Linked DNA regions of Homo sapiens: all the other regions are linked to region 2. The links are chromatin loops, found by intact Hi-C in ENCODE. Cell type or tissue: heart right ventricle. All regions are shown on one strand.

Region 1 (5,000 bases), 540 kb before region 2:
ATTAGCTCCCTCTCCCCTTTTTAAAATTTGATGTTTGATTTACTATTTGTAAATATGTATACTATATAGTATTATACAGCAAACTTCCCTGTATTTACTACTTTACCTGCATCTCCAAATTTTGTTACCTTCGTAACAAATATGTATACTATATTGTATAGTATAGACTATTTTGGCATCCATGCTCGCGAATGATATTGGGCTCTAAATTTTCTTTTTATACTGTCCTCATCGGGTTTTGTGCTATCAAGATTGTGATAGCCTCATACAATGAGTTGGGGAGGATATACCTTTTTCTTTCATTCTCTGGAAGACTTTATGTAACATTGGCATTGTTTTTTCCATATTAATTTTGTGGAAGCCCAATTGAATGCTTCTGGGCGTGGAGATTTCTTTGCAGGAAGATTTTAATTACAGATGCAGTCTATTTCATAGGAAGATTTCAGATTTTAAAAATTTTCTTTCTGTTGTATTTTTCTGAAAAAATTTTCATTTCCTGTTAAACTTGTAAATGTAGTGGCGTAAAGTTATTCATATTATTTTATTTTTAATTATTATAGAATCTGCACTTATGTCTTTTTCATTCATGAAAAAGAGGTTATTTGTGACCTCTCATTTTTCTTGATCAATCTCACTAGAAGTTTATCCATGCTATTTGTCTTTTCAAAGGACTTTAAATTTAACTTTAATCTTCTTTATTGTATGTTTGTTTTCCCTTTTATTAATTTTTGCTCTCATCTTTACTAACTTCTTCCTTCTATCCTTTGTTTTTGCTTTTCTTTTTCTAACTTGGGCTAGTGTTTAACTGTTTAGTTTTCCACCTTTTTATTTTTTAATATATGAGTTTAGGCTGTAAACTTCTCTGTATTTACTACTTTGTCTGCATCTCCAAATGTTGCTATCTTCATTTTCATTCAGTTCCAAAAATTTTCTAATTTATATTATGAATATATTCTTTGATCCATTTGTTATTTAAAAGTGTATTTCTTAATTTCAAAATACATGAGGATTTTCTAGTTATTTTTTGTAACTGATTTCTAGCTTGGCTGAATACTTTTAAAATAATATACTCTTATGATTTCAGTCCTTTGAAATATGTTGCGACTGTACAATGGACACTTAATTTTAAGAAATGTTCCATACTTTAAAACAACATATATATTTTGCAATTTTTGGTTGCAGTATTCTATAAAGATCCATCAGGCCAACTTTGTTTTATATTCTTCAAATCTCTTATACCTCGACTAATATTTGTCTGTTTGTTCTATCGTTATTTTAACCTCTCCTATTGCTTCTGGATGTGTCCGTGTTTCCTTGTTTGCTTGGTAAACTTGGAGGCCATGTTTTCGAGTCTGCAGAGGGCCTAATGAGTTGGAGCTGGCATGACTGAAATGTCAGTGGATGGGTAGGCTTCATGCCACTGTCTGTGGTCCTGAAATGTCGTGCTCAAGATCCATTTTTAATTTTTTCTCCTAACCTGGGACAGCAGTGGTTCCTATGGATTCTTGCAGGGATTCTGAGACTGGGTAGGGGAAAGGTAACAAGTTGGGGAGAAAGGAGAGAGGAGAGAAACAGACAAGGGATCAGGAAAGCAGAGTTGCCAAAGGATTACCAGGGAGAAAAAAGAGAGGTTGTTATTTTGAAATGTTTTCAAATATTCCTGGTTGACAAAAAGGAAATTATTACTTTTGCAGAGAAAGTTTTGAGGGCTTTCCCCTATTGCTTCCCACAATACCCTCAAATGCTACCCTTGTGAAGATGGGTATTTTGTATCCCTCAAACACAACAGAAAGCTCAGCTTCTTGCTCTGTGAAGTCCAGAGGTGACCCTGCTCAGACTCCATGCACAGCATCCTGTTCTCTTTGGCTAGAATTCCTCTCCCCAACCCCCCATTTATAGTCCATCTGGAGAACTACTCATCCTAAACACTCTTTTGGCTCAGAAGCCCTGGAGGCCTTAGCTCATCAACTCAGGCAAGTTGAATTCCTCTTTCTCCTCCAGGTATCAAGAGAAGCCTGCTAACTCCTTTCTCATAGCTCTGGTTATATTATTCATGTTCATGACTGTCTGTTGCCCACCTAGAGATACTTGCGGGCAGAGGACTGGTGTTCTAGTCATCTTTGTCACCCTAGCCCCATACACAATTATTGGCACATAGGAGGTACTTAATATGTATTGAATCGAGTGAGTGAAATGATTTCTGAAGTCAGTGGATATATCATATATTGGACAGTTGAATCACTTTTATATTAGTTTGCTCAAAAACATTTATTAAGCTCATTCTCCATGCCAAGCATCATGTTTGGTGCTAAGATTACATCTTTGAACAAACTGTCCTCATATTGTTCAGGAAAACCCCTAAGTAGATAGGCAGCCATATATGGTAGAAGACAGGAACTGTGACAAGAAATATATTTTTATAAATCCCACATTGAGAGTTCAGCTGGCAGTAAATAGGAGTAGGGTGGGGTTTGTGCAGGTTAAAGTCTATAAAATGCCATGGCAAGAGGTTGAATTAGAGCCTGATTATGAAGTTAGGAGGCCCAAAACACAGTGGGCACATATTCACAGATCTTGTTGAGGAACAGATGGAGGGATCAACTGTGTTCACTGCCCTTTATTTATCTTATTTCTCTCTCCACCCCTGTGAAGCCAAGACATTATACAGTAGCTAGGAAAGACTCACGGCTGAATCTGGGCATGGAACAACTTCCATATGGAATGTTGGCCACTTGGTGGTGCTATTTGCTTCTTCAAATTCTCGTTATTTAAAATATTTCTTTCTTGTACCGTTGATTCTGGGATCAGCCTGGATGTGTCAAACACTGCCTGCCAGGCTTAGAGCTCAGTGCATTTCTTCCCTTTTATTCCTGCTGATGGGATTGCTGGCCATGACCGGTGAGAGGAATCAAGGAACCCATTACTATGAGTTCTCAGGATTCATCTTCAAATCTCAAATGATGTGGTCAATTAAACCAAATTAAAAACAAGCTCTTGTTAAAAGCAAGTTAAAAACAAGCTCTTGACCTTGAGAAGAAATGATTGGTATTAGGAAGACTGTTGAGCTGATACTGCCCTTCATTCATTCTCTACCCTGGTGCTTGGATACAGGAGCAAAGTAAGAAAATAATCACAGCTTTATTGAGGGCTCTATGAGCAAGGCTTGGTGAGGATGGAAGAGAATGGAGCTATCAGTTGATGAGAACCTACTAGGTGTTGAGCTCCTTACATTCATTGCCTATTTAAAACTTTCTAACAACTTCATGTGTAAGCGTTGTCCCGATTTAAAAAAAAAAATAGATGTGGAAACTGAACCTGGAGAAGGTGTGTAATTTGTCCAAGGTTGCACAGGCAAAGGGGCAAAATTCAGCTTTAAACCCAGGACTGTTTCCACAGCTCCAAGTTCCCTTTATTCATGGGATTTGTAAGATGGAGCCCCTGCCACTGTAGCATTTATAACTTACTTTGGAGAATAAGATTCCTGAAAGTACGTTTAATAAAAAAAAAAGATGTCCAGCTATGTACGGCAGCTCACGCCTGTAATCCCAGCACTTTGAGAGGCAAAGGGGGGAGGATAGCTTGAGGCTAAGAGTTTAAGACTAACCTGGGCAACATGGCAAGACCCTGTCTCTAAAAAACAAAATTAGCCAGTTGTGGTGGCATGCACCTGTAGTCCAAGCTACTCAGGAGGCTAAGGTGAGAGGGTCGCTTGAGCCCAGGAGTTTGAGGCTGCAGTGAGCCATGATGGCGCCACTGCACTCCAGTGCAGAGTGCAGGCTACAGAATGAGACCCCATCACAAAAAAAGAAAAGAAAAAAGACGCCAACAACTTAATATTAATGAAAGATATCTTTGCTGACATGTAAATGGTCACAATATATTGTTAAGTGAGAAAAAGCAAGCTTGAGACTAGCAAGGTAGTCTTTAGCAGAGGCAAATATTGAGATTTATTGTACCCTCCACCCAGATCAAGGTAGCATAGAAGGCTTCCTCAAGTTTTCTTACAGTCAGTCTCCTCCCAAGGGTTAGATATCATTATGATTTATATTACTATAGGTTAGTGTTATCTATTCTACATATAAATAAAATCATTTAATATGTACTCTTTTATGTTTAGATGCTTTCACCACAATATATCTGTGAGATTTATCCATGTTGTATGCAGCAGAGGCTTTTTAAAATTGCTGAATACTCTTCCATTGACTGAATATACCACAAGTTGATGGATATTTGGTTGGTTTTAGGTTTGGGACTATTGTGAATAAAGCTAGTATGAACATCCTTTTATATGCCTTTGGGATAACTTATTCAGTACTCCTTTTTGGAGAGAGATATATTATGTATATGTATCTATTTACATATGTATATGTAAATAGATACATATACATAATATATGTATATGTATGCTAAACATATGCCTACCCTATAATAAAACAATTCCATTCACATATATATGTATTTGTATATATGTAAATATATAGCCTGTATGAAAAAGCAAGCTTGAGACTAGCATAATTAATTTGGTCGTAATACACACTTTTTTTGGTCATAATATACACATACGTAATATACACATACATATATATGGGAATGGAACTGTTATAGGGTAGGCAATTGCATTTTTTACATATTGAAGGTTTATGACAAACCTGCATTGAGCAAGCCTATCAGCGCCGTTTTTCCAACATCATCTTCTCACTTCATATCTCTGTATCACATTTTGGTAATTCTTGCAATATTTTAAAGTCCTTCATTGTTATTACATCTGTTATAGCAATCTGTGATCAATGATCTTAGTTGTTAGTATTGTAATAGTTTTGGAGCACCATGACCCTCATCCATATAAGACGGCAAAGTTACTCAATAAATGTTGGGTGTGTTCTGACTGCTCCAGGAAGCAGCCATTTTCTCCATCACCCTCCCACTCCTCAGACCTTAATAATATTTAAATTAGGCCAACTAATAACTATAAAATGGCCTCTAAGTGTTCAGGTGAAAGG
Region 2 (5,000 bases):
TAGTATAGCTATGAAGAAATACCTGAGGCTGGGTAATCTATAAAGAAAAGAGGTTTATTTGTCTCATGATTTTTCAGGCTGTACAAGAAGCATGGCACCAGCATCTCCATCTGGTGGGAGCCTCAGGCTGCTTCCACTCATGATGGAAGGTGAAGGGGAGCCAGCTATGCAGTCACATGGCAAGAGAGGAAGCAAAGGGAGGGGAGGTACCAGGCTCTTTAACAACCAGCTCCAGCAGGAACTAACAGAGTGGGAAATCATTCGTTAGCACAAGGATGGCACCAAGCCATTCATGAGGGATCTGCCCGCATGACCCAAACACTGCCCATTAGGCACCACAACATTACAGATCATATTTCAACATGAGGTTTGGAGGGACAAACATCCAAACTATAGCAGGAAGTGTAAAATCTTATAAATTCCCAATACTTTAAAAAGACAATAAAACACAAAATGAAAAATCTAGAGAATCTGAAGCAGTGAAGGGGGTCTGAGAAATCATGAGGTCAAAGCTTCTTAGTAGAGAGGCAGAGGAAAGCAAAGGGAAGAGAGGTTGAAAGAGGCCAAAACACATTACCTGGATGCAATGAAGACTAAGATTGTTACCCTGACAAGAAAGACAGCTCATTATTCACTTTCTACTTTGCCACACAGCCCAGCATAATAATGTCCACACATGACTGATATTCTGCTGAATGGAACTAAATCTGTCCAGGGATTGGTGGAAAGAAATGTGGTGGAAGATGACAGTGAGTATTATGGAGAAGGGGAGGAGGATAGCCACAGACCCCAGCCAAGGAGCTATCAAAATGATCTGTCTCCAATTACTTCACCCACATCCTATTCTAAGCCACAGAGTACAAGAACACCAGTATCAACGATGGTCTCCGTTTGGTGATTTTCCACTTTTCTCCTTACCTCACACCCATAGGATGGCTACTATAAACAAACAAAACCAGAAAATAACAAGTGTTGGTGAGAATACGGAGAAATTGGAATCCTTGTGCATTGCTGGTGGAAATGTAAAATGGTACAACCACTATGCAAAACAGTATGGAAATTCCTCAAATAATTAAAAATAGAATTACCATATGATCCAGTAATTCCACTTCTGGGTATATATCTAAAAGAACTGAAACCAGCATCTTGAAGAGATACATGTATACCTATGTTTATAAAACATTATTCACAATAGCTGCTATAGTTTGTATATTTGTTCCCCCAAACCTCATGTTGAAATCTGATCCCTGATATTGGAGATGGTGCCTAGTGGACAGTGTTTGGGTCATGGGGGCAGATTCCTCATGAAAGGTTTGGTGCCATCCTTGCTGTAATGAGTGACTTCTCGCTCTATTAGTTCCTGCCAGAGCTGGTTGTCAGAAAGAGCCTGGCACCTCCCCGCTTCTCCTGCTTCCTCTCTCACCATGTGATCTCTACACACCAGCTCCCCTTCACCTTGCACCACAAGTGGAAACAGCCAGAGGCCCTCACCAGATGGAGATGCTTGTGTCACACTTCTTGTACAGCCTGCAGAACCATGAGCCAAATAAACCTCTTTTAAAAACAAGTTACCCAGCCTCAGGTATTCCTTTTATAACAACACAAATGAAGTAAAGCAACAGCTAAAAAGTGGATGCATCACAAGTGTTCACCAACAGATGAATGGATAAGCAAAATGCAGTATGTACGTGCAATGGAATATTATTCAGCCTTAAAAACTAAGGGAATTCTGACATGCTACAGCATGGATAAACCCTGAGGACATTATGGGAAATAGGCCAGTCACAAAAAGACAAGTACTATATGACTCCACTTATATCAGATACCTAGTATAGTCAAAATCATAAAGACAGAAAGTAGAAGGGCTGTTTCCAGGAGCTAGGTGGAGGGGATAATAGGGAGTTATTGTTTAATGGGTATAGAGTTTCTGTTTTACAAGATGAAAAGAATTATAGAGGTGGATGATTACTGTGGTTGCACATTATAAATGTATTTAATACCACTGAATTGTACACTTAAAATGGTCAAGACAGTAAATTTTGTATTATGTATATTTTACCACAATAAAAAAACTGGGAAAAAAGAAAAAATGCAAACTAAGGGAGAACACTACAGTTATGGATGTAGTGATCCAGTCATTGGTTAGAGAGATCCTTTTCTATAGGCAATAAAATCAAGCTGTTAAACATTACAGGTTTCAGAAATCAGAACAATATGGGCTCCCTCTAGTGGTTTAAAACACCTTTAAATACTCTCAGATACTGAAAGGAAGATTCTAATTTATTTTGATTTCTTGGTGATGGGTGGGGAGAGAGATCACCTAATTATTTTCTTATTGGGAAACCCAAGTCTCACAAGTAGATCACTACTAACATTCATCCCAATAGATGAGGAGAGGGGAGTAGGCCCATAGATCAAATGTGATGGCTCCAAAGCCACAAGGCAAGTTTATCTACTCCCTTCAGGATCCATCAGAAGCTTAAGCAGCCATGAATGAAGAGAAGGGGGCAGAGCTAAGCCATATGACAAGGAAGACAGCTCACTCCCCCTTTGACTAATATCGTTCTCTTTGTCCTATCACCATAACATAAAAAACGAATTTACTCATGTGGCTATGAAAACATCTCTGAAGAAACCAAATAAAATAGTTTCAAACAGGTTTCAGGCCAAGCCCAGCCTAAGTTTATAGGCTGCCTTGGCTGCTCTGACCGTTAAGATTTGTTTGAATTTCTCAGTGCTATCATACAAAGAGAGGTCTCATCACTTCACAGTCATTTATCCTATTAAAAACTGCATTCTAATCAGGTGATTTTTATGATTTGAAGGCTGAGAGAGGATTTTTTTTTTCACAGTATAGCAAATCTGAATAAGGCTGCCATTTGCACTGAAGCTTTCAGTCTTGTTATATAACACCTTGTTATATAAAGTGTTGGGGATTGGCTGGGTGTGGTGGCTCACACCTATAATCCTAGCATTTTGGGAGGCTGAGGCCAAGGCGGTGGATCACCTGAGGCCAGGAGTTCAAGACGAGCCTAGCCAACATGGTGAAACCCTGTCTCTACTAAAAATGCAAAAATTAGCCGGCACGGTGGCGGACACCTGTAATCCCAGCTACTCGGGATGCTGAGGCAGGAGAATCACTTGAACCCAGGAAGCGGAGGTTGCAGTGAGCTGAGATTGCACCACTGCACTCCAGCCCAGGCGACAAGTAAAACTCCGCCTCAAAAAATAAGTAGATAGGTAGGTAGGTAGGTAGGTAGATAGATAGATAGATAGATAGATAGATAGATAGATAGATAGATAAAAATAAAGCGTTGGGGATCTAAAGTGTGATCTACAGGTGAAAAAAAACCAGTGCAAATAAATCAAAGGCAAAGGAAAAGCATGAAATATCTCTGCTAAGAAATGTAAATAACAATTACGAAACAGATGGGCAATGTAATTGGTACCTAGCTGATTGCAACTGTAGCTATCTATAATGGCATAGTTTTCTGCCATTGCTAAGAGAGTTACTGTTCATAAAAAAAACAGATTAGTTTATGTAGTTTAGAGGAAAAAGCCTTTTCAACAAAATATCAGAGAAATGACAGAAATAATTATTTATTTATTTTTTTTTTGAGACAGAGTCTCACTCTGTCACCCAGGCTGAGGTACAGTGGCATGATCTCGGCTCACTGCAACCTCTGCCTCCTGGGTTCAAGGGATTCTCCTGCCTCAGCCTCCTTAGTAGCTGGATTACAGGCACATGCCACCATGCTTGGCTAATTTTTGTATTTTTAGTAGAGACAGGGTTTCAACATGTTAGCCAGGCTGGTCTTGAACTCCTGACCTCGTAATCCTCCCACCTCTGCCTCCCAAACTGTTGGGATTACAGGTGTGAGCCACTGTGCCCAGCAGAAAGAAAATTATTCTTGAATCCGTTTCTAAAAAATGTATCAACCAGTCCAAAGTTTCTTTCAAAGAAGATGGTAAAAATCTGAACAAAGTTCTTTTGAATTCTATTAAGTGCCATGAGAGTTGCTCTGATTTGCTTTACTAAAATTTAAGTAGAATGCATGAAAACAAAAGCAGCTTCTGGTATAGTATGAGATAGTGTTAGCATAAATAAAATGCCATCGAGTTTTTAAATACTATCTAAGTTCTATACTAAATAGCATGCCACTTACACTTGAAAATAAATGTAATTAAGTACAATGTTTATGGTAATTTCTATAAAATGTTGGGCATCAGATCCCCAGTTAGAATAAACATTTTCTGTCACATCACTTTTTCTATGAGAAAATAAGATTCAAATTAAAATTGTTTTAATTGTCAGAACATTTTTCTGCTGAGCATGAGGACTGTCTATAGGCTGGATTCCCCCAACACTATTTCACTAGTAAATCGACTAAGAAGCATGTGTTTTTCATGAGATGTCATCATCTACATGGGTTTACTCAGGTACCAGTGAAACCCACAATTATACCCCATCAAAGCCCTTTATGTGAGGCATGCTTCAAAACCTCAGTTGGCTTCCTTACTCATCAGGAATGATATAACACATTTTCTTCACGTGCTCTTTCCAGTAAGTCATCTTTCAGATCACAGAACCAAAACACTGTCATTTTGTGATAGATATTCCAGAGGAGGAGGTGACATACACATTCACGAAGTCAAGAAATGAAAAACTGTCAGCCAGTGGGTTTGAATTTGTTATTATTCTGCAGTTTTCACATCATTTATTTATGTTCAACTAAATAATATGGTCCCTAAGGGCAAAGATTATACTTTATTCTCCCTATAGGGCCAGGATATTATGAGTATGTATAATAGGGCTAAAAGATACTTGTGGAAGAAATTATTTTTATGTTTCAATCTGTAGCAGAGAGACATGTGCCTTGTTTCTCGGAACAGCTAAAAATGATAAAGGATTTAAGATGTAAATTATTAAAGAAACAAACAAAAAATATTTCCCCCAAATTCCGATGATGAATAAAATATGTTTAAGATATAGTGTTCCT
Region 3 (5,000 bases), 180 kb before region 2:
CCTTCCTGTAAAATCCTGTGTAAAATGACAAAAGTGCACAATTGATCATTGTAAGTTCTAGTACATGAACAAAAACCAAAAGTTAATATTTATATAAATTTCAAAGCAGAACTCATACGCTGAATCTGGGTAGTTTGTCTGAACTTCCTAATGGGGCTGACTGGCATAAGTGTGTGTATTTTAGAAAGACAACAAGAGAAAGGAGGGATTTTAGGGGCAGGTTTTCTTTCCTTTGTTCTACCACAGTTCTCTGATGTGGAAAGTTCCAGATGAGAGGAGGATCTGGGGCTTTGTGCAAGAGTATGTCGGGAATTGCAGTGGGGAGCAGCTGTAAGGAGAGAATTCCTTGGGTCAGCAGACTGAGGTAGCAGTTTCAGGTAACCCTTACTCATAAGGAAAACAATGTTTACCCTTTCTTTGTACAATTCAAGTTGGATCATATTATTCCTCTGCTGAAAACTATTTAGAGACCTTCCATTTCAGTCTGAATCAAAACCACCATCCTCACTGTGGCCAACACAGCCCAAAAGATTGGCATCTCCATTTCTTCCCAGACTTTCCTCTCACTACCTTCCTGGTTGCTCCTTCGGCTCCAGCCACGCTGCCTCCTTGCTGTTAGGCACACTCCAAGCCCGGTCCTACCTCAGGGCCATCCATCTCCCTCCTCTGCCTAGCCACTCTTGCCCCTGATTTTCTTGCCCACATGTCACCCCTCAGTGAGGCCTCAGCTTCTTCTCCAGAGGTGTAGGGCCCCAGCACTGCCTGTTATCTTTCCCCACTTGACTTGCATCTCTGGGCTCTGTTACCTCCATTTGTGAAATGGGGTTCATAGTTCCTGCCTTTAGGATTATTGAGGGGATTAGATGAATGAATACATGTAAAGTACTTAGCATAACGCCAGACACAAAATTAGCCCTCAGTCCATCAGATGTCACTGTCTCAGTGCTGCTGCTTTGGGAAACGTCATGGGATGCTTTATGTTTCTATGGTGTTGCTGCTGTGGTCCCAGAGGGACACTTAACATTAGATCCTGGCCTTATTTTCCTTTCCTGCCTCTTTCTCAATGTGGGAGGAAGAGTATCCGAGGTACCCTTGTCCCCTTTGGAAATTTGTCCTCGGGAATTTCTGAAATGTTGGCTGCCGTGGGAAAATGGGGAGGAAGGGCAGGCCTGGGACCTTTGCTCCTGTGGTTTTCTCACATGTTTTTAGTTGTATTTAACTTTCAGAATGTTATGTTATTTGTATTTAGGGAATAGGTTAACTTCTAAAGTAGGGATTTTTCTTTCTTTTTTAAAATGTTAGATAAAAAAAAATGAAAGTCTTGGTGTTTATTTGATAGCAGGTTAGTTTCTTAGAACTTCAGAAGGGCTTTTCAAACCACTCAAAACAGTAGCTATTTTAGTACAAAAATACATATGGAAGCTGAATCAACTTACATTCACCTTAGGTCATAACATGGGAAACCTTTAGGGAGTTGAAAATATTAAATTTTCTTTTTTTTTTTTTTAAACTTTTTGAGGTAAGAAATGTATGCCTGTTGAAGAAGAAAGATAAGTTTGCAAGACAAAAAAATCAGCATTAGAGCAAACTTTCTAACACAAATTTGGAATTGTGTTATTCGCATTGCATGTTGCCGAACAGACTGAACTGTTAAAAGTTGTTTTAGCGTTTTAGAATGTACTAAAGAATCGAGTCCGGCGTGGTGGCTCATGCCTTTAATCGCAGCACTTTGGGAGGCCGAGGCAGGTGAATCACATGAAGCCAGGAGAGTTCGAGACCAGCCTGGCCAAGCAGATGAAACCCCATCTCTACTAAAAATACAAAAATTAGCCAGGCGTGGTAGCGCATGCATGTACTCCCAGCTACTCAGGAGGCTGAGGCAGGAGAATGACTTGAACCTGGGAGGTGGAGGTTGCAGTGAGCTGAGATCGTGCCACTGCACTCCAGCCTGGGCGACAAAGCGAGACTTTGTCTCAAAAAAAAAAAAAAAAAGAATCAGTTTGTTTGTTTATATGCAGGCTGCTATGCTTGATCACTCTCTTGTGCTCACTGAGATGGGCCAGGTGGGACTAGTTAGTGACCGGTCTCAGTTCCTGGAGAGTCCCTGTCCCAGCATGTTAGGAGGTTGCATGTGTGGTCATCAGGTTGATCTATTAGCCTTATATAGGGTTGTAATAAGAAAGTATTTCTAGTGTAGTGTAAACAGTGCCTAATTTAATATTTTTAAAATTTTAATTTAGAATTATTTTAAACTCTGAAACCTAAGAAAAAACATTACAAGTTCTCAGCCTTTGTAATACTGTATCTGGTAAGTCGGAAAACAAGACCTTTTAGAGTGAGACGCTCTTCGTAGATATATCGAAATCTCGGCACCTGGAATGCAGCCAGGCACAGAGTAGGCATACTATTTTGCTGGGTGTAAAAATAAAAGAGGGGCTGTGGATGGCTAAAAAAGGAGGATGATGAAGTTAGGAGAATGCATGCCCTGATTGCTCTTTCTCTTTGGAATTGGATGGGGCGGTGCCAAGCCTGCCTCACTCCAGATGGCTCACTTGTCCCCCTTGCTCAATAGTAAGGTCCTTGAGAGAGGGGACCATGTGTTTGTTTATATTTTGTCAGTGTCCTGTCACCTGGCAAACGTAACAAGCTCATAATATTTATTTAAATTAATGTTAACAGAGATGAACCAAGGAAATGAAGATTACATTAATTGTGGTCACCCTCTGTGGCTCTTCCCAATCTCTTTGCTGATGTCGTAATTCCTTTTCCTTGCCTTGTATCTGTTATATTTAATGAGTCCTAGACTCTTAGAGGACCCAGTGAAAGCTGTGATTCCTGTTTTCAGAGAGATACAAACATGCATTTTGGGTTAGTTTCAGAGGTGTTTATTGAACACTATGAAGCCCTTTTTTGGATCTGATCTTGCAAGCTTATGAGGTTGAGAAACAAGTGGACCCGCAACTATTTGGATGAACACAAACAGTTTTGAAATAAGCTTTGGAACATAAAATACACATGTAAAATAGTGTTCTTATTTTTGTGCCTTTGAATACGTGACTCATTCATTGCTGTTTTATATACTAGATCTCCCATTTTCCCTATTGTGTTTTAAATTTCATGGATATGACTTGAGTAGGAGATTGTAATGGAAAATTGGAGGTAAGGTTATAAATGGGTCTGTTTCCAAAGGAAACATCAAGTCATTGGGTACAGTATTCTTTTTATTTCCTAAAGTCAGACAGACTTGTAGATGTTTGGTATATTTTATATGGTTTTCTTAAAAACCCATTTTGTATAACAGAGTTCGTATGCGTCAACTCTCCACTGACATTTGGAGGCCCTTGTTAGGGTTTAAGAGAAACAACATGGATTGGGAGCTCCAGTAGGTGGAAGGAAGCCCCTGAGATGGTGTGACTGATTCATCACCACGTTCCAGGTTGTGATTCTCAGCTTTGTATTCAGTAGTGATTAGTTTCTAGAGGACTGAAACTGGCTTAACAAAGTGTTTTGTATATATACTAATGAATACACTAGAACACCAATCAGTTGATTTACAATGAGACGTATTAAATGTTAGTCAACGCCAAGCTTGTATTGTATCAGAGTAGCTGGGTTTTTTTTTTCCCCAAATTTACCTATTTTCAGAGTTTTAATAAGATATTCTACCAAAAAAGCCTGTTTATTAGTGCATAATGTAAGTTGATTAGGTTTAATCATTTTTAGGAACATTTGTGATCCATTGAAACTCCTGAGGTCACACTTTTAAGATTCTTATATGAATTTTTGCTTTAGATCTAGAAAGGGCTCTTCATGACTTTGAATTTTAGCTCATGTATTCCTGTTACTCCCAAAACTTTACAAACATGATTTTTTCAAGGTTTTTTTTTTTTTTTTTTAAGTTATTATAGCAGAACCTTCATTTGGCTGAAACCCATTATGTTCCATCTGGAGGCAGAAGATTCTCTTGGTTTTAGATTAGTTCTAGTTTTGTACTCAGTTATCAGTTTGTGAGGTGAGGTACCTTGCCCTGTATCCCATTCAAGGCTGTATTATCAGTGTCAGTAAACAACTTCATAAGAATTTCTTGGGTTTACCATCTAGCTTCAGTATCAAAATGAATTTATTAATTAGTAGAGGCAAGAATAGAGAGAGAACTTGAGTGTCCCCTGACTTTGTAACCTTTGACTCTTCCAGCTGTTGTCAGGAGAACAAAGGGGACAGCTTTTCTTATGGTAAGGAGTCTTTCCAAAATTGTTTTTATGTTACTTTATGTAAGATAAACAATCTTCAGAATCCTTAGCTATCCATGAATCTTACCAATTAGAGGACTGCCTATTGATCATTTACCAGTTTTTGAGTTGTCCTAAACCCAGGAGAGCACCAGGAGGCAAGCAAATAAAGACTCCTGGTAGATGAAATGGACTGTCCTAAGTGCATGTACAAAGCTCATGTATTTTGCTCGTAGCTGTCATTCAGGGTCTCACTCAGACCCTTATTTAGTTAATTTTACGTATAATTCTAGCAAGTTCAGTAAATTCGTATTTCCAGCTGTCAGCTGATAGGTAACAGGGACCTCCTAAAGTCAAGTGCCCTGACTGATAGCAGCAAGATGAGAAAGAATCATGAAATCATCATCAAAAACTTAAAAAACACGGTGTGCGCCTCTCCTTGCCACCTGAAGTCCGAGTGTTTAACAGTGCTTATGGGCACCTCTGGAGGTAAGGCGAGGCGCCTACTTACCATGGAAGCAGCTCTAAAAGGGGAATCTTTGATGGAAGATAAGATGGAGGCATCTTTTAAAGCCAGGTGGTTGTTACTTTCTGTGTGACTTAATGAGCAGGTGAATTTTGGCAAGTCCCAGGACACAAAGTGCGGTGGTGCTGTCTCACCTAGGTCCCTTCATTGCCAACTTTTTAGGTTTCATTATGATTATATCTCAGCACCTAGCACAGCGCCTGGCAAATAGTGCTGCCGCACATTTGTTGAATATACATATCAGT
Region 4 (5,000 bases), 140 kb before region 2:
AGTTGCTCTTCAGTCTCCCTTAGGATGGAGACACCTTTGGTTTCTGTTTTCTGAGCCGGACAGTTATGTAAAGGGAGGTACATATCCACGTATCCACGTCTACCCTACTGTTGCCCTTCTGGTTAATTTTTCAGAAATATACAGTGATTTTCCTTGTATTGAGCACACATTAATTTGATGATTTGGCCAGAAGCTCTTCACACCTCAGCTGGTTGCCCAGGCCTGGGCCTTGGGAGACTTGGGGGTGCGTTTTCCTTTCTCCCACAGAGGGTCAGCTGGCCTGGATTTATTGAAGCTCTGCCTCCACTTCTTGCAGTGACTGCATCTATCCACCCCCTGGGCCGTGGGACTCTCCGGTGAAAACAGGAGGTAATAATGGGTGGGTGGGAATAATACAAGGGAAGGAGCCTCATAATCCATGTGCTCTGTGCCACTGTTTTCCCCTTTCACTGAAGAAATTCACCAGCACTATAAGATCTATCGAGGAGGCCACCTTTCTTGAGCCAAATGCAATCAGCGTGATCTGTGCCACAAACTTAGGGGACAAACTTCATCAGACCTCTCTTGTCTATCATGTGAGGCCCCCACATACCAATCAGCAGGAAGTCAAGGGTCTCCTCCCTGCTGAGTGGAGATTGCTGCCAACTCTGAATTGCCCAAGAATCTCCAAGGCTTACAGAGGATGGTGGGAGATGTCAGTCATCTAACGCCAGGTGGGGAAGAAACTGGTCTCTTGGGTCCCATACCTTGTTGCTCCTTTCTGTCCTGGATCCTGTTCAGGCCCAGGATGCTTGTGGCTCTAGATCCCTGGCAGCCCCATAGAAGCACCCCAGACCTGCCCCCATGGTGGCAAGTTGGCAGGGAAGGAGGCTGGCTCTGCAGGGGCCTTTAGCATCAGCTGCTCTTGGGCAGAAACCAGCAAGGCTCTTTAACCTGCTGTGGTTCTCGGATTTCAGCGTGCAACAGCATCCAATGCAAGCATTGTTAAAGATACAGATTCCTGGGCCAAACCATCACCATGTGGCTTCTCAGGCCTGGGTGGTGGCACTGGGCATCTGCATGGAACAAGGTCTAGGCGATGCTCTCCCAAGGTCTGTGGCCACACTCAGAGGAACGTGAGGCCCTGTTGCTGAGCCTGGCTCCAGCCACAAGGCCTTGATTTCAGGCTCCCTGCCCACCCTGGTGCAGGCCTTGACTGGGGCCCTGGGCTAGCGAACAAGACCTCCTAACTTTGACTCCTGGAGAGTTAGGAAGCGGCTCCCCACACCCTTCCACGGTGCCTACCTGACTGGTTCCCTTCCCAGGACCAGGAAAAGCATCTTCCTTCTCAAGTGGCTGTGGCCCATCTTGTGGTCGGGACAGAAGGGTGTTCCCAAGCCTGAGGACACAGCTCCCCTGGCTGTGTCCTGTTGGGCTTCCAGAGGTGCTGGAGGCTCCAGGTTCTGTCAGGTCCCTTGGATGGGGCGTAGAGGGCATGCAGGGAGGCCTGGAGCCTGGCAACCCTGTAGACTCAGCTACTGGCAAGAAGTTCACCAAGGCCCACACTGTCTGGCTGTTTATCAAGGCACTGGCCAGGCACTGTCCTTGCAGGGTCATGGGGTTCTTAAAACTTAGTAAGGACCAGTCTGGACCCTTCGGTCCTCAGTGTGTGGCCTTCGGCCTTCCTTCTTCCTGTTGCTACTTTTGTGCTGGAAGAAGGGCAGGAGCCACAGGGTTTGAGGCTGGGAACACGGGTCTCAGGTGCCGGGCAGAGCCTGTGTGGAAGCGGGGCTTGGCACAGATGGCAAAGGACAGATGTGGGTGGACATGGGCTGTGGAGAAATCACTTGAACCCTGCAAGCCTCAGGGTTCCTTTATTAAATGGGGACAACGTGAGGCAACAGTGACCCAGAGGGCTCTTGGCCATCCAGCTTTGCTGCAGGGCTGGTTGGCCATGAGCATTCGCTTCTTATTTGCTAGTGAAGCTGCTAAAATAAAGATTTGTTCTCAAGTCTGAGCTTTTGAGCTGCTGATGGGGAGTTTGGCAGTGTGGCCACCATGAGGGGGAAGGGTCCACTGCCTGATCCCCCTGCCCGGAGGCTGCAGCCCTGGGATGCTCTGGGGTTTCTGTTGGCCTCTGTGTGGGGCTTTAGTGCACTGGAGAGTGAGAGGAGCCGCCTGTGTGGAGTGGGACAGCCCTCCCCCATGGGGAGGGCACCTAGGAAATGTCACCAGCACAGGGCTCAACACGGTCTGCGCTGGTTGTGTGAAAGAGAAGAGTTGGGCTGTGAAGTGAATTGGGCCTGCGGCCAAACCCCCACTGGGGTCAAGTCCCAGTGACAATCTGTGGGACTTGGAGACAGCCTGTATCTCATGGCTTGAGGGAGGCAGGTTAGGGATGCATGCGACAGTCACGACCTCCCTGGCCACTTTTGAGGTGAGGCAGGAGCGCTCGGGCAGGGCTGTCTGCGCAGATACCGCAGGAGCCGCGGGGCACCTAGAGCCCGTCTGAGCAACTTGCAGGGGCGGGGGGCTCCCTGGGAACCCTTCTCCGAGGTCGCAGGTGGAACGGGCTTGCGCGTGAGAACGGGGCCTGGGCTTAACTCACTGGGGCCTCCCCCGGGTGGCCGAGGTTCTTTTCCCACGCCCTGCCCGACAGCTGCTCTCCAGCTGTCCTCCTTGGAAGCTGTCCAGTGCCGGGAGAGCTCTGGGCCTGGGATCCAAATACCTGGGTTCAGTCTCCTGTGGTTCCCTGGCGTGGGCCTCCCTCCTCTAAGCCATGAGGAGTTTGGACCCGGGTTCCGAAGCCTTTCCTACCTGCCCCTGTCCGTCCCTCAGGGGCCGCTGCAGTCTCAGCCTCCTGACTCTTGGCTGCTCTGTCTCTGGGCACTTTTCTTGGCCGGGCGCGGGGCTGGTACCTCCCAGCTCTTGGAAGCCATGGAGGAAGGCGGGCTGGAACCGTCGGGCGGGGGGCGGGGGGCGGGGGGAGTTCACCCTCTGGAGTCCTCAGGGGTGTCGGGGGAACTGGGTGGTCAAAGTGGGGAGGTTCTCTTGGGTAGGGTCACCAGGGGCCCCTAAGGCAGCACCGCCAGGGAGGGTGGGCCCGCAAGAGGCTCGTGGGGGGCGTGGTGGGGTTGGATCTGAGGCTGAGGTGAGGCCAGCAACGAGAGAACAGTGGGCGAGCCAGTGGCCAGAAGGGCTGGGGGATGAAGTGAGGTGCAGGGAAGGGGGTCCCCCAGGGTTCCAGGCGGGGACCGTGACCGCAGGGAATGGCTGTGTGAGGCCAGGGTGTGGGTGGGACGGCATCGGCCTAGATGTCTTCCTCAGTCCAACTTAGATGCGAGGGAGCTATAGAATGTGAAGCAGCAGACACGCTGTTCCTCTACCCCTACTCTTCCAACTATGCCATTGAGTCCTGAGCACCTGCGGCGTGCCAGATGGCACCCACGACAGGCCGGGGGATACAGAAGAGGAACTCGCCACAGCTCCAGCCAGCTAGAGCCTAGCAAACCGCGGCAACCTCCCCGTCCTGCCAATATCCCTTTTGACACAACCCAATTGGTTCCACATCCACCCTCCCCCGTGGCCTTGTGCCTGAGGTCTGGCCCCATTGGAGGGTCCCGTTCTCCCCTGTGCAGTGACTGGCTAAGGCTTAGTTAAGTGGTGTAGTTGTGCCCAATCAGACGCTGAGGAAGGGCAGATGGGCGGCTTCTGGGAAGGGCACAGTCACAGTGCTGGGAGGAGGCTACCTGGCTCTGCGGCACTGCAGGTGGCAAGTGATTTGGTGGCTTCACGTTCCGGGAATCCAGGACCCACTGGTTCACAACCAATTGCATTCATGCGACTGACTCCCAAAGCCGGGCTCTGGGGGATAGGGGGACACTAAGAGCTGGTGCCAAGAGCGCCATTTCAACCCTCTCCTTTCCCAGCAAACAGGCGCCCAGGCTGAAATGGAGTAAAGATCCTGGGTCTCAAGACTCAGGCCTATATTGGTGGCTGCCATTCACTGACATTTCCAAACATGAGCCTGTTCTAGAAACTGTCTGTCAAACACTGAACAACCGCCGAATAACAAGGCCCTGGAGTGGCTCATCCCATGTAAGGGCAGGGACAAAGCTCACTGACATGTGTCCACTCTGTAAAACAGAATGGGCTCACGGGACCAACACAAACACCCATGAAGGGGCAGACAGGGAGAGTCGGGACCTCCAAAGACAAGTGGTGCTTGAATTGGCTTGAGGAGGCTGCCCCATCTCTGAGGTGGAGGAGGGATCAAGATGCCCGACTCCTGAGGTGAGGGAAACAGGCCTCTGCCAACCAGGAAGCATGGCGGCCCTCCCCGCTCTTCACCTTCTCACCTTCTCCGGGTGGGCCAGGGCATCTGCTGCTGTCCGAGTGGAGGTGCCCACGGGTCTGTAGTGTCTTGGCTACAGCAGGACGGCCAGCGCTGGTGGGAAGGGCTGTATACGTGGGCAGCACTGGCCTACATGGCATTCTTGTGCCTGTGAATGCAGGGCAGTCCATGGACACAGCTAGGGAGGTGGGCAGCACCACTGGGCAAGGAGGGCCCTTTTCTCTGCAAGCCCAAGCCCAGGCCAGGGCACCAGGAGTGGCTGCTGGCCCTTGGCTTGGCACCATGGGTACACCCTGCATGTGAAAGCAGCCCTAGTGTCCCTGTAGGTGGGCACCACCAGCAGCAGTTCTCAAAAATGGCCCAGCCTTCAGCTACAAGCTTTGGTGCCTGGCCTCCAGCCAAGCCCCTCACCCTGGGCTCCTGATCTCACCGCTCCACCTTCAGTGACCTCACCAAGTGCTTCAGAAAAGGGAAGCCCATTGCGGTACCTATGTAGGCAGAAGGAGTCAGAGAGGTTGCCTTTAATAGCTCAGTTACTATTGTTTATGTTGATAAAGGGTCTGTTAATGTATTGCAAAAGAGAACCAGGAAAGAGGTCCAGTGTGGGAAGCACTGCCTTACTGTACCCCGCTCACTCTCAACTGAGGCTCCTGTGATGAGCACAGTG
Region 5 (5,000 bases), 270 kb before region 2:
ATGTAATATTCATGGTGGCTAGCAGTAATGCACGATATACATGGAATTGTCGTAGGGGGGTGGGTCGATACTTGGGTAGTACCCAAAATTGCCTCCTCATGAAAATACAGAGAGTAGTTTAAATTAGAATCTTAGCTTTGGGCGCTGATGGTAAAGTCAAGTACTTTTTCTCTGAGTTGCCCTTGGAAGGAGGTCTTCATTTCTGGCTTATAAGGCCGGTGTATTGGTTTATACTACAAGGGCAGGTTCATTTGAGTATCTTATTTTCGATTAAGGAGGCGGTTGGTATGAGGATTAGAATTGTAGTAAAGTATAATACGGAAACAAATTTACAAGAAAAAAAAACCCCATTAAAAAGAGGGCAAAGGACATGAACAGACACATCTCAAAAGACATTTATGTGACCAACAAACATTTGAAAAAAAGCTCAACATCACTGATCATTAGAGAAATGCAAATCAAAACCATAATGAGATACCACCTCACACCAGTCAGAAAGGTGATTATTAAAAAGTTATGAAACAACAGATACTGGCGAGGCTACAGAGAGATAGGAATGCTTTCACATTGTTGGTGGGAATGTAAATTAGTTCAACCATTGTGGAAGATGGGGTGATGATTCATCAAAGACCTAGAACCAGAAATACCATTTGACCCAGCAATCTCATTACTGGGCATATACCCAAAGGAATATAAATCAATCTATTATAAAGATACATGCATGTGCATGTTCATTACAGCACTATTCGCAATAGCAGAGATATGGAATCAACCCAAATGCCCACCAACGTGATAGACGGGATAAAGAAAATGTGGTACATATACACCATGGAATACTAGGCAGCCATGAAAAAAATGAGATCATGTCTTTTGCAGGGACATGGATGGAACTAGAAGCCATTATCCTCAGCAAACTAATGCAGGAACAGAAAACCAAACTCATAGGTGGGAGTTAAACAATGAGAACACATGGACACAGGGAGGGGAACAACACACACTCGGGCCTGTTGGCGGGGGAGTGGGGAAAGGGAGAGCATCAGGAAAAATAGCTAATGCATGCTGGACTTAATACTTAGGTGATGGGTGGATAGGTACAGCAAATCACCATGGCACACATTTACCTATGTAACAAACCTGCACTTCCTACACATGTATCCTGCAACTTAAAATAAAATTAAAATTAAAGTTATAAAAGAAGTCATTATGTAAAAAAGACACACGCACACGCATGTGTATAGCAGCACAATTCACATTGCAAAGATATGGAACTAACGTAAGTGCACATCAACCAATGAGCAGATAAAGAAAATGTGGTATATATATATACCATGGAATACTACTGAGCTAAAAAATGAGTGAAATAATGTCTTTTGCAACAACTTGGATGGAGCTGGAGGCCATTATTCTAAGTGAAGTAACTCAGGAATGAAAAACCAAATACCATATGTTCTCACTTATAAATGGGAGCTAAGCTAAGAGGACACAAAGACATATAGAGTGATACAATGAACTTTGGAGATTCAGGGTTGGGAGAGGTTGCAGGGGAAGGGATAAAAGACTACACACTGGGTACAATGTACATTGTTCTAGTGACGGTGCATTAAAATCTCAGAATTCACCACCATAGAATCCATCCATGTAACCAAAACCCACTTGTACCCTAAGAGCTACTGACATTTAAAAAAATAAATAAATAAAAATATGTCTAATTTGTTTCCTGTGACTGATTTTGAGATCCCAAAAAAGCATATGAGAAAATATGTAACTATAAAAGAAGATAGTCCTTCATCCCATAGCAATAAACTTCCACATAAGTGTTAAGATACAAATCTTACTGTCTTATAGCTCTGCCTTCAACATGATGGAACACAAGTGTCCTGGCACATTGATGTGCATGCAGACAGGTGTATGTGCTCCATATTGTTGCAGATAAAAATAGCTCACAAGCTTGGAAAAACAATCTGCTTTAATCCTTGGATTTTGGAAAAACACTTGTAGCCAAGAGCAGAATCTCATTTTTGAAGATAATTGGCATTTCCCCCTCAACCACAAATATTTCAAATATTTAAATAAGCTTGATAGCATGCAGAGACAACTCCTCAGGCCCAAGTCCTTGTGACCATGGGAATTCGATCTTTCTCCTTTATCTCTTTCTACCCTCTCAGAGCTTTCGGGTGCTGTGATAGAATCTGTAGGATTATCAAGATTTAAAAAAAATAAGCTACTTAGCTATCAGGCAAAAAAAAAAGTCATTATGCCTTCTTTTTTGAGGTAAAGAGCAAGATAGGAAATATTTTTTATTAAAAAACTGGCAAGAGGAAAGCTAGTTGACTGATGAAGTTTCCAACCGTGTGGGTAACCTGTTTAGCTAGGACCAGATGGTTGAGAGAGCTGATAATGAAATACAATGTCTTCTCTATCTAGGTCAGCACTGAATCCAGCCTAGGTCACAAATAACAGACAGTTGTTTGGCCAGATGCGTGTTCAGAGGCTGATGGAAATGAAAGGATGTCCTGGAACACGGACATATCTGAATTTGGTTCTAATTTGGCTCCTTTTTTGGCAGCCTTCGGTTCTGAGTTCTCAGATGGAGTTGTAGTGGAAGAAAAGCTTTCTGTACAGGACAGGTCTATAATTGTGGTTCTGTTCCAAAAGATTATAGCATATCATTGACTTTCCAGAAATTTGAAGAAAAACATAGTGTCCACCATGAACTAGAATGTAGGGAATCCCCTCAGATACAGTAGACAAGAGTGTAAGTTATTACAACTTTTCTATAGGTTATTTGACCATATATATCAAAAACTTCTAAAAACTTGCAAAGCATTTGCCTAGTATTCTACTTCTAGGAGTTTATTCTAAGGCAATAATCAAGAATGTGCCATAAGATCTTGTTTTTAACAATCATTTAAAAACTAGAGCAGCATATTAATCTTATCGCTCAATAAGAGGGGATTTTTTTAAAAATGGTGATGCAATGGGATATCTTCAGCCATTAAGAACAATATTTCAAATGTATATTTATTAACGTAGAAAGTGCCAAAATTGGTTATAAAATAGCCAGACTCGACTTTTCCTTTTTTTCTTTTTTTTTTTCTGTAGAGACAGTCTCGCTCTGTCGCCCAGGCTGGAGTGCAGTGGCGCAATCTCGGCTCACTGCAACCTCCACCTCCCGGGTTCAAGCAATTCTCCTGTCTCAGCCTCCTGAGTAGCTGGGACTACAGGCACAGGCTGCCACGCCTGGCTAATTTCTTTTGTATTTTAATAGAGATGGGGTTTCACCTTGTTGCCCAGGCTTGTCTCGAACTCCTGAGCTCAGGCAATCCTGCCGCCTCAGCGTCTTAAAGTGCTAGGATTATAGGCATGAGCCACCGCGCCCGGCTGACTTCTCCTTTTAAAAAAAGCTTTATATACACACATATGTATATATATAATACATATATATAGTGCTTAAAAAATAAATTAAAAGTTAGCCACGATTAACCCTGGGAAATAGAAAAACAGGCAATTTTTGTTTCCTTTTAAAAATTATCTATTTTCTAAACTTTTTATAGCAAACAAGTGTTTACTTGTATGTTTTTTGTTGAAATGATATTTAAAAACAGAAATTAAGAGTTTTTCAGAAGGATTTGACTTAGCAGCCAAAAGGCAAGACGGTGGAGGTGTAGTTCAGGGAAGAAAGGAGGTCTGTGAAAGGAAGAGGTGACCAAGATTCTGTCCTCTCTCACGGGAACTGTGCTTCTAAGGAAGTCAGCCCCAAACTCCCATGGAATGACTTTGCTGTGGAATTAAGAAGCCTCTATGGTCTTTCCACAGCAACACAGAGACATCTGTGTTTTCAGAACTTCCAGGCTGCTCTCAGCCGGCTCCCTAAGGAGAAACCTTCCCCTCTGAGTGTTGGGGTGGAGTGAGCAGCTCCCAGGCAGGAACAAAATCAGGCCACCTGTCCCTTTTTAAAAATGCTCTTCTTGGCTTATTTCTCATCCTCAGTGATTTAAACATTAAATTTTCTAATCCCCCAAGAAGGTTCTTTGAAAATATGAAAAGAACCCATATAATCTGTCAAGAGAGAATAGAGCCAGTAAAAGGAGACTTCTTCTCAGCTTTGTTGGTTTCAGGTATTATCTCCTGACAACAGATGTCTCAGACTGGGGGGCCAGGCATGGCAGGGGAGCAGGTGTGTGGGGTTGGACAGGACCCAGCTCTGTGGCTGATGCCCCTTTTCCTCTTTGGTCCTCTGAGGCCTGCAATAAACATCTCTCTCTCTCTCTCTCTCTCTCTCTCTCTCTCTCTCTCTCACACACACACACACACACACACACACACACACACCTTTTAGCACAAGCATGTTCTCAAAAGAGAGTGCAGCAGTCAAACCGAGAATGAGTAAGTCCACTCCAGAATGCTAACATCAGCTCAAAACCCAAGTAAGCCAGCAGCCCAGCCTTGGTTTTCAAGACACCCAGGTAAAAGGAGAGCTGAGATGATGTACATAGTTTCCATGCAACAGGCTCCTGGCCTCCTCCATGGCAGAGTGTGGAGTCAAGAAGACATATGTGTTTAGAGGTGACCATGCCTACAGCTGAGAGACCTACAATAGACCAATGCAGCTGTCCCCTGGCCAGACTCTGCTTACCACCTCTTGGTGCCACAGGGAAAGGGGCTTTGGGAACACACAGGGCTGATCCTAAAGAACTTAGAGGCCAATAGCACACTTTATGGAGCTGCTTTGGATTCAGTTACATAAATTCTTGGAATCTTAGTGCTTTGTTTGTAAAGTGGAAATGAGACCATAAACCCAGGGAAGTTGTAGGGATTAACTGAAGCGATTCAGCCAGAGCATCTAGAAGTGTCTCATGTAAAAGGTTTACAGTACTTGGACTGAAAAAGACTTTCGGAGTCCTATCTTCTGACCTAACTTTCCAGTGCCGAAGATTGCAAATCCTCTATCCCAATATTAGTTTTCCCTATCTAAACTGGGTAAACAGCTCCCTGGAATA

What was found. Peaks named below come from ENCODE experiments on the same cell type or tissue, not always from the same donor. Only the 100,000 strongest peaks of a DNase experiment are listed, where the experiment ranks them.
Region 1: a loop joins it to region 2, with 27 times the contacts of the local background. A loop is called at or near these places in 55 of 110 quality-filtered maps.
Region 3: a loop joins it to region 2, with 2.4 times the contacts of the local background. A loop is called at or near these places in 3 of 110 quality-filtered maps.
Region 4: a loop joins it to region 2, with 2.2 times the contacts of the local background. A loop is called at or near these places in 14 of 110 quality-filtered maps.
Region 5: a loop joins it to region 2, with 4 times the contacts of the local background. A loop is called at or near these places in 46 of 110 quality-filtered maps.

The regions. Positions count from the first base shown.
Region 1 is chr3:42,959,072-42,964,071 of GRCh38, forward strand. No RefSeq gene overlaps it. Among named protein-coding and RNA genes, the nearest start is that of GASK1A, 18 kb to the right of the region's middle. In heart right ventricle, a CTCF peak has its summit at 2,739 (motif pointing right); a DNase peak (open chromatin) is centred at 2,770.
Region 2 is chr3:43,501,044-43,506,043 of GRCh38, forward strand. All of the region lies in intron 11 of ANO10 (anoctamin 10), which reads right to left. Among named protein-coding and RNA genes, the nearest start is that of ANO10, 120 kb to the right of the region's middle. In heart right ventricle, a CTCF peak has its summit at 2,227 (motif pointing left); no DNase peak of the experiment used is centred here; H3K27ac peaks cover 644 bases.
Region 3 is chr3:43,317,053-43,322,052 of GRCh38, forward strand. The region is part of intron 3 of SNRK (SNF related kinase); the gene reads left to right. Among named protein-coding and RNA genes, the nearest start is that of SNRK-AS1, 32 kb to the right of the region's middle. In heart right ventricle, a CTCF peak has its summit at 901; DNase peaks (open chromatin) are centred at 1,108 and 2,517; H3K27ac peaks cover 5,000 bases.
Region 4 is chr3:43,361,500-43,366,499 of GRCh38, forward strand. It overlaps ANO10 (anoctamin 10), which reads right to left. Exons shown (of 13, transcript NM_018075.5): 13 at 4,349-5,000. Among named protein-coding and RNA genes, the nearest start is that of SNRK-AS1, 12 kb to the left of the region's middle. In heart right ventricle, no CTCF peak of the experiment used is centred here; DNase peaks (open chromatin) are centred at 2,290 and 2,652; H3K27ac peaks cover 4,907 bases.
Region 5 is chr3:43,229,410-43,234,409 of GRCh38, forward strand. No RefSeq gene overlaps it. Among named protein-coding and RNA genes, the nearest start is that of SNRK, 55 kb to the right of the region's middle. In heart right ventricle, no CTCF peak of the experiment used is centred here; no DNase peak of the experiment used is centred here; H3K27ac peaks cover 2,355 bases.